2 separate regions of the Homo sapiens genome follow, and region 2 is linked to region 1. Evidence: read pairs that join two places in POLR2A ChIA-PET (ENCODE). Cell type or tissue: OCI-LY7. All regions are shown on one strand. Each heading gives the region's core, and the rest is flanking DNA. Links, peaks and the distances in the headings are about the cores only.

Region 1 (4,392 bases), core at 101-4,100:
CCTGGGCAACAAGAACGAAACTTCGTCTCAAAAAAAAAAAACAAATTTCTGTTGGGTGTATTCCTAGGAATTCAATTGCAGGATTATAGGACATGCCCGTGTTTAATTTTATAAGACATTGCTGAACAGTTTTAAAAAGTGGTTGTACCAATTTATATTCCCACTCAGTGTGTAAGAATTTTTGCCAACAGTTGGCATTTTCTGTCTTAAAAAAAAATTTGAGCCAGGTGCGGTGGCTCACGCCTGTAATCCCAGCATTTTGGGAGGCCGAGGTGGGCGGATCATGAGGTCAGGAGATCGAGACCATCCTGGCTAACACAGTGAAACCCTGTCTCTACTAAAAATATATATATATATAAAAATTAGCTAGGCATGGTGGCAGGCGCCTGTAGTCCCAGCTACTCAGGAGGCTGAGGCAGGAGAATGGCATGAACCCAGGAGGCGGAGCTTGCAGTGAGCTGAGATCGCACCACTGTACTCCAGCCTGGGTGACAGAGCAAGACTCCGTCTCAAAAAAAAAAAAAAAAAAATTTGGCCATTCTGATAGATTTGTAGTGGTCTTTCTCTGTGATCGTCCTGTATATTCCCAGCATCTCCAAGTGATTCCAATGCCAAGTTTGAGAACGTCTTTCCTAACAGATTTTGCAAAAGCAGAGTAGAACTGGGGAAAGAGATGTTGTAATGGTGAGTGCCTCCCCATGGACTCCCTGTGATGTCCCAGAGTTTTTGGTAGAACTGACCTGGCTATCAGCCAGTGGAGGGAGAATGTTCACATGTGTCAAACCTGACAGCCTGCCTCTCATTCCTATGTGCTTTATTTGGAGCAAATGGCTCCACCAGAAGTGATCTGGAAGCTAAGGGGGAAGCACTATGAAGCTCTGGAAAGATGCCACAGCAGGACTTTCATCTCTTTTTATAATTTAAGACCTGAATGAGAAGGGAAGATATGAGAAGTGACTAGTGGGCTATATACACATTGTCAGAGAAGAAGAGCTGGTCTTTGTGACATATTTTTTTGCCCCAAAGGCTGCCTAGACCCTGGCACTTGGAAGGTGCTAAAAAATGGTCATTGAAATAAACATATTAGAACTATCCCTAGTGAGAGACACCACCCAAAGAGGTGCAGAGGAAGGTACTGGTGAGAATTTAGTGGAATTGATGCTTTGGGTTCTTTTCTTTGTAATTTCTATGTTGCTGCTGAGATTTCCTATCTGTTCTTTTATTACAAGCATAATTTCCTTTACATTCTTGAGCAAAGTTATAACTGCTTTAACAATCTTTATTATTTCCAACACCTGGGTCACCTTGAGATTGGTCTCCATTGATTGCCTTTTCTCTTGAGTTTGAGTCACATTTTCCTGTTTGTTTGTTTTTAATTTGCCTAGTAATTTTGGATTACATCCTAAATGTTGTGAATGAGACCTGAAGAGACTCTGAATTCTATTCCTCAGAAATATATATATATTAATATATATAATATATATTATATTTACATTATATATAATTTATAATATAAATATAATATATATATTTTTTTAATCAGGCAATTAACTTGACCAAACTCAAACTCCAAACTCAGTCTTTCTTGGGTGGACAACATCTGAAATCTTTGCTGAATTCATTTAGCTTTAGTTGAACTACTTGAAGTCTGCCTTGTATGTACATCATTCAGTGAGATTTGGGCACTGTTTATACTCAGAATTTGGGGCTACTGTTCTGTGATTCTTTTCTGGGATATTTCTCCTTATTTTCCAGCTGTGGTTACCTGAACTCTGTCTTTAAACTCCTCAAATAGTAAGAGAGTAGTTTTCTATCCAAGTTTTAGCTAGTAAGTACAGCACTGACTGGGCGCTTCCCGCAAATAAAAAGCCATTAAAAACACGAAAGTTATCTAGTGCCATTTCTTTCCTTCAGGTGTTGCCTCCTCTCCAGTTTCTACTTGCTTGTAGTTGAACACATTTAGTGCCTTCCAATCTTTTTTTTTTTTTTTTTTTTTTCTGTCTAGAGTTCGTAATAGTTTTGTGTGGGAAGTTTGGTCCAGAAAGAGCTACTTTGCCCTTACTAGAAGCAGGACCTCTCTGATCAATAGCTTTGTTCATTTAGGGATCCTTAGACCCACCCTACTTTATTGCCTACCTCATATAGATGGCAATAAATATTTGTTTATTGGCTAAATAAATAGGATTTAAATTAAAAATGGAAGTGAATTTTCAGAGAAAATTGCCAGAAGAAAACCCTGAAACTAGTAGTTACTTATTGTTGGCATCAAGTATGAAACAGAGTGTTCAGGAATTTGCTGAGTAGAAGGATGGGTGTGGTAGTAGAGCTCCAGACATTTGAGTGTAGACCAAAGCAGTTAACAAAGTGAACCTGAGATTTTCACATGAGGAGATAAATTCAATTGTGTTAGCAATACCACTTTCGTGGGGTGAAACTATGGCTTATAGAGAAGTTATCATGTTCAAAGGAAATACAACCGGTGAGAGGGAAGCGGAGGTATGCTTGGAGTTCTGTATACCCAAGAGGAGGGAATCAAAGTGGAGGAACTTTGGCTGGAGATCAAAGAGGGGAGGAACAGAAGTAATGCTCTAAAGGCAGAATACTACAGCCTGCTTCTCTGCATGGTGACCTGGAAGGTCATAGATCCAGTACTGAGACTTCAAAACCTGCCTATGGGATGGAAACTTCACTTACCAAAATGTAGGGCATCTGGAAACTTTCTGATTTATTGTACTAACAGTTTCATCTCTCAGACAGGAGAGGAGAGAGGCCAGTTGCTGTTGTGAATCTGGTTTGGGAGTTACCGGATGAAGTGAAAGTGCTCACTGAGGCCAGGCACGGTGGCTCACACCTGTAATCCCAGCACTTTGGGAGGCCAAGGCTGGCGGATCACTTGAGGTCAGGAGTTCGAGACCAGCCTGGCCAACATGGTGAAACCTTGTCTCTGCTAAAAATACAAAAATTAGCTGGGCAGAGTGGCACTTGCCTGTAGTCCCAGCCACTCAGGTGGCTGAGGCAGGAGAATTGCTTGAACCTGGGAGGTTGAGGTTGCAGTGAGCCGAGATAGTGCCACTGCACTCCAGCCTGGGCAACAGAGACTTTGTCTCAAAAAAAAAAAAGAACAAAACAAATCCAAAAAACACACAAAAATGCTCACTGAAAAAAGGAGCACCCATAGGGGGTTGAGCCTATAGGGGTTTGGAAAGCAGATTTTATGAAATTTAGGATGAGATATATTTCCTGCCCAAGGCTCCAAAAGTGATGACAGCTCCAACAGTAAGGGAAGTTATGACTTTAATCAGATATCCTTACTCTGCATAGATTTCATTTATTTTCCTTCAAGGACTCCTCTTACCGTCATGCCTCCGTGGCTCATCTTTCCTGTCTGACATTTTTTTTTTTATTTTTAAGGAGAGGGGATATTAAAAATACTTAACTAATGGCATAGAGACTGACCAATCAAAACAGATGCCAGACTAATCAGAAGAGATGCTAACCACACACAACTGGAACATCAGCCCTAGTTACGAGTTCCCTAACCTCTCCGAGTCCCAGTTTTCTCCTCTCTGAAATGGGAACAATATCTACATTGCAGAGTTGGTGCAGTGATTCCCAGAAAGGTTACATGCAAAGAACTTGGCAGGTGGAAGGTATGCTGGACACAGAAGCTGCCATGATTACCTGGCATTCTTTGTTTCTAGGTTCATTTCATGTATCTAGTTTATAGGTTCTGCAATGTTAGCCTTTAGTTTCATTAAGCATGTTTTACTCTATACTGACTTCAGCAAGTATTTGTTCTATTACCAGTTGGTCTCTCTGGTTTTTTGGCCAAAATGTCCCCATCTCCCTGGTCACGAATACTGTGGATTTTCTGAAATCTTCTTGAAATTCATGAGAAAGATCTGTTAAAGATGGTTATGGTTCCTTTAGAGATTTTCCCAGTTCCTTCTTCTCCTTCTGCTTTTTATGGGTGTAGCCTTTGGAGTTAGGCAGACCTGGGTTCAAATGTCAGTTCCATCCCACACTGGCTATGCACTTAATTGGAATCTGCTCTCTGCGTTGCCCTCTGTCTTCCTCTTCTCATTCTTTTGTCCCCCAGGGTAGGACTTTTTCCTTCAAGTTCAATTCTATGCTTTTAATCGTCCTTGTTTCCTTGGAATTATTCTCTGAGCTTCAGTGAACAAACTATATGAAAAGTTTTTAAAAATTCCCATCCCAGGCTGGGCATGGCGGCCACGCCTGTAATCCCAGCACTTTGTGAGGCAAAGATGGATGGAATCACTGGAAATCAGGAGTTCAAGACCAGCCTGGCCAACATGGTGAAACCCTGTCTCTGCTACAAATACAAAAATTAGCTGGGAGGCTGAAGCAGGAGAATCACTTGAACCCAGG
Region 2 (4,392 bases), core at 321-4,320, 91 kb before region 1:
GCTTGCCTGCCGGTTTTCAGGAATCTAAACTCTCATCTTGTGCAATTTATCAGGTGTGGAACTGTTCTACTGTGCGTGTGGTGTGCTCGTGGTGAATAAGATGAAATGTATATCAGAAAAAAATCTATCTCTAATTTAGAGTGCGGTACATAATTATATCCGCAAATAAAGAAGAGACAAAGGCTTGCGCGGCCCGGTGTCGGGTTTGTGTGTTCGTACCAGCCGGGATCCCCTGGCGCTGGGAGGCGTGGGAACTGGCTCCCGCCGGCTGAAACCGGAGATGGTGAGCAGCTGTGGTTAAAGGGTCCGGGGAGGGCTCTAGGGAGTACAAAGATTAGTTGGCGGCGAGGAGGCTCCTCAGGTGTGAGGAGGAAGCTGAAGACGGAGAGTGCTGTAGCGGCCCCCTCAGCTGCCAGGTCGAGGTTTGTTCGAATCTCTCCCCTGGGGGCGGGTCCATCTGAGAATTTGGTGGAAGCTCTCAACTTCCAACCTCAAAACAGAGAGGGACAGGGGGAGCTTTTATGTACCAGAACTTTATAAATTTGTTCAACAAATATTTATAAACAGCCAATCAGGGCTGGGGCAGTGTTGGAAACCTGGGGAAAGAAACTCAGCCTTGCCTTCCGGGAGCTTACAGTCTAGTGAGGTGGAGACAGGCAATAAACAAGGACAGGCAGGAATCCACAACGTGACTTCAGATTGTGAAGAGGGCTACAAAGGAAGTCAGAAGTGGGCTGTGCCTTTCACCAGGTCCCCAGAGCCACGAGCCAATCTGGCCCGGCAGGAGGCATCTGCCACCCAGGAGAACCCTGCCGTGCAATCCAAGGTGGGGTTTGCACAGCCATAGCAAAGAGATCTGACTCTAGAATCAACAGCCTCAAGTTGTAGGGTCCCAGTCTCCCCCTATCTTGCGCAGCCTGTCTGATAAAGTGTTTGCCTGAATTACCCGAAAGATCTAGTCTTTTTTGTGCTGATCCCACTCCAGGCGCAGCACCTGCACTGACTCCAGGAGGGCCAGTCCAGGGACTGTTGGGAAAGGTCAGAGTCAGACTTTCTGGGTGGGAGCTGGGAGTGCAAGTCCGCTGGGTGGGTTCCAGGGTCCGCTGTCACCACGGAGGCAGAGGCTTCGTTAGGAACGACTTCTCCAGGTGCGAATGGTGCACGGGAAAGAAGCCAGGGAGAATGCCTAAGTAGGGTGTGTGTTGCTCCCCGCCCGCTTGCAAGGGGCATGTGAGAGGCTAGGTGAAGATATGCGTGTGGGGTGGGGCAGGCTGCATCGTGTGTTGTGAGAACCTTGGTAAGTGTGTGTGCGTGTGTGCGTGTGTGCCGAGCATCCGGGTGGGCGTGCTCCCTAAAGCGCCTGCGACAGAGGTGACCTCGCATCACCCTGGTTCTGCGGCCACAGACCTGGAGTGGGAAGGGAGGAGGGATAGGACCCGGTGTCCTCAGCCATCACTGTGGCTCTAATGCTTTAAAACGGGCCATCTGAGAAGTCCGCTACCTTCGGCCTAATTCCCCGGGGTCACTATTGTCGCGTGTTCAGGATCCGGCACTGGCTGAAGGGTCCTCAGTTTCTCGTCTTCCCATGACCACTGACGTCTCCCAGGCCTGGGGCCGAGGGGTGGGGTGGGGAGCTGATTGTTCTTCCCCCGCCCCAACTCCCAAGGTTTCTCAGCGGGTCCACGGACCCTGGGGTGCTCTCCGAGTCAGTGTGTCGCCTTCAGAAAAATCCCGGACTTCTATGGTGGAAGGGAAGGTGGGAGCGTCACGCTGCACCATCTCTGTCCTTCCCGTCTTTAAAAGGTCGAAGGAGACACTAGGCAGGCTCCGGATAGCGGCGCCAACTCTGCGGGCTCGCCTGGATCCGCTCCACTAATCCTGGCTCCAGGTTTTGTGCTCAGCTTGCAGCGTCTCTTGTCCTAGGGGGCGAATCCTGAGGGTGGCAGGGGCGGGAGAACTAGCACCCTAGACGCCCAAGGGAAACCCGAAACCCTGGTCGGTAGGACACCGATACCCGGACTCGCATCCAGGCTACTGAGAGAAATAAGGAGGAGGAGTGGATGGCACCCGTCTCTGCACCTCTCATCTCCCCCACCCATCTACCCCCACCTCCACCATCACTAAAGCGTAAAGGTAGATGTTGAAAGGAAGAAGTCCCAGCTTTCCTCGCAGTGGGCTCGCTGTGCAAGTCCAAGAGAGCAGATAGTTCTGGCAAGGCTCATTCTGGGATCGGATTGAGAAGGAGAGGAGGAATCCGCGTCAGCCCCACAGGGCTCACATCAGTTCTTATGGGGCACCCTAGCTGGACGTGCTGCAGACCCTGTAAGCTGTCCCCACCTGGGTCCGCAGCATAAGTGTGTAGGTGTACCTGGCCCCTTGCCTTGGGGCCAGGACCTGGAACCACCAAGACCCACGTGCGCCGGCGGAACCCAGGATCGCGATCGCACGGTCCCAAGACCGCCCTGCCTCGCCCCCTAGCGGTGAGAGCGCAAACTGCCGGCCCGCAAGGACGGTTCTCCACCCTAGTCCTAAATGCTTCTTGTCTCCCCCTACCCCACCTCCTGCTTAGTTGATAAGCATTGCTTCTTTCTAGTGCTTTATTTCAGGTCCTCAACATTACAAAAGTTTTTAGTCATTTTTCCCCAAACATGGATGGATGCTTATTATTGAACATGTTTTGTTATATGACACCGTCTTATCCCAGGGACTGAGTGTTCCTCACTTAAAGACCTGGTAGGGAGGGAGCCAAACAGGCTCCATGGGGGCCATCCAGGAAGTGGAGAGGATCCAGGCCTTGCTATTCTAGAGGGGACTTCAGGGACAAGAGCCAGAGAGAGGCTTTGGTCAAGGAGGGGGCAGGTCCCTAGGTGGGCTCCATCCTCACCATGAGTGAGGGTGTGGTAGGGTACTCAGTCCTGGACAGCCAAGGATTCATTCGTTGCACTTGTTTGACCTCAGAGAGCCAGCCTTGGGTGTCCTTCTCATAGCTCTTTCGTTTTTTCCTTTTCAAGATTATGAAGAATTTCTAATGTATAGAAAAGGTGAAAGAATTCCACACTGAACATACATACACCCACACCCACCGCCGCCTAGACTGGATGATTAACAGTTTAAAACACTGTATCTACCCCATACCTATCCATCTATCCATCCAACAGTCTACCTGTAAAAAAAAAACAACATTCAAAAGTTGCAGACATCAGTATATTTCCCTCCCAAATAATTATTATCATTTTTGAGACAGGGTCTCGGTCTGTCACCCAGGCTGGAGTGCAGTGGTGAGAACACAGCTCACTGCAACCTTGACCTCCTGGGCTCAAGTGATCCTCCCACCTCAGCCCCCCGAGCAACTGACACCACAGGCAAGGCATGTGCTACCATTTTCAGCTAATTTTTAAATTTTTTGTAGAGACAGAGTCTCATCATGTTCCCCAGGCTGGTCTCAAACTCTGGGCTCAAGCAATCCCCCTGCCTTAGCCTCCCAAAGTGCTGGGATTATAGGCATGAACCCCTGTGCCCAGCCACCCCTCCCAAATTTTTAAGCTTTCAGGACAAGTAACAGTGACATTCAGATAGCACAGCATCAGTACAGCACTAATCTGAGCCACACTGGAGACCAAGGCAAAAAAAGCAATATCCATCCTTTCTTTACCTCAGATATTGTTATTTTGCTTACATTATTTTGAACGTTATGGTTCACTTTTGCATTAATTTTGATTTTTAAAAAATATTGCATTAAAATTTTATTTATATTGCTTTCTGGATTTTTTGCACCCTCTTAAATTTTGCTACCAAAGGAAATGCCTCACTTGCCTCATGCTAATCCTGGTCCTGGATGTGAGGCCAGGCCTGGGAGATGAGCTCTGCCCCCCCGGGAGATTTGGATTGAGATTTTTCAAGAGTCTGACTATAGCTGGTTCCACAGTGATGCTTTGGGCACCATCTCTGCCAGTTGTGGAGTCCAGGAAGGCACAGTGAGAGCAGAGCCTCTGACCAGGGACACCCAGCAGCATGGTCCAGCAGAGTCACATAGCGGGTGGGGTGGAGGGAGCTTTACGATTCCAGAAGCTTCCAGCAACCCTCTTGGGGGTGGGATGGAAACAGGGTGAAAAGGCTGAGGATGCTATAGAGGGGTTGGTGGTGTCTAGAAGGGAAGGCGGTGCAGCTAGAAGGGAGAGCACAATTAAAGGAATTGTTAGTGTGATTCAGTTCCTGTTTCAAGGTCTGGTAGTTAAACAAGATTTATTTATCAAATATTTGTTAAGCACCCACTCTAGGCCACACACTAGGCTAAGGTCTAATGTGTGGGAATGCAACAGGAAACAAGACAGACATGGCCTCTCTGGTAGTTGTCAGTGCCCACCCTATGTTCCCTAGATGCACCTAAGTTTA

Evidence for each region. ChIA-PET counts read pairs that join two places held together with the same protein. Peaks named below come from ENCODE experiments on the same cell type or tissue, not always from the same donor. Only the 100,000 strongest peaks of a DNase experiment are listed, where the experiment ranks them.
Region 2: POLR2A ChIA-PET joins it to region 1 with 5 read pairs; 4 of 35 experiments call an interaction of 5 or more read pairs at or near these places.

Annotation. Positions count from the first base shown.
Region 1 is chr20:38,820,530-38,824,921 of GRCh38, forward strand. All of the region lies in intron 1 of PPP1R16B (protein phosphatase 1 regulatory subunit 16B), which reads left to right. Among named protein-coding and RNA genes, the nearest start is that of PPP1R16B, 17 kb to the left of the region's middle. In OCI-LY7, for the core only: no CTCF peak of the experiment used is centred there; no DNase peak of the experiment used is centred there.
Region 2 is chr20:38,729,188-38,733,579 of GRCh38, forward strand. It overlaps SLC32A1 (solute carrier family 32 member 1), which reads left to right. Exons shown (of 2, transcript NM_080552.3): 2 at 1-185. Among named protein-coding and RNA genes, the nearest start is that of SLC32A1, 6.9 kb to the left of the region's middle. RefSeq lists an enhancer at 2,317-2,842. In OCI-LY7, for the core only: CTCF peaks have their summits at 2,493 (motif pointing left) and 2,696; DNase peaks (open chromatin) are centred at 1,914 and 2,454; H3K4me3 peaks cover 1,246 bases; H3K27ac peaks cover 367 bases.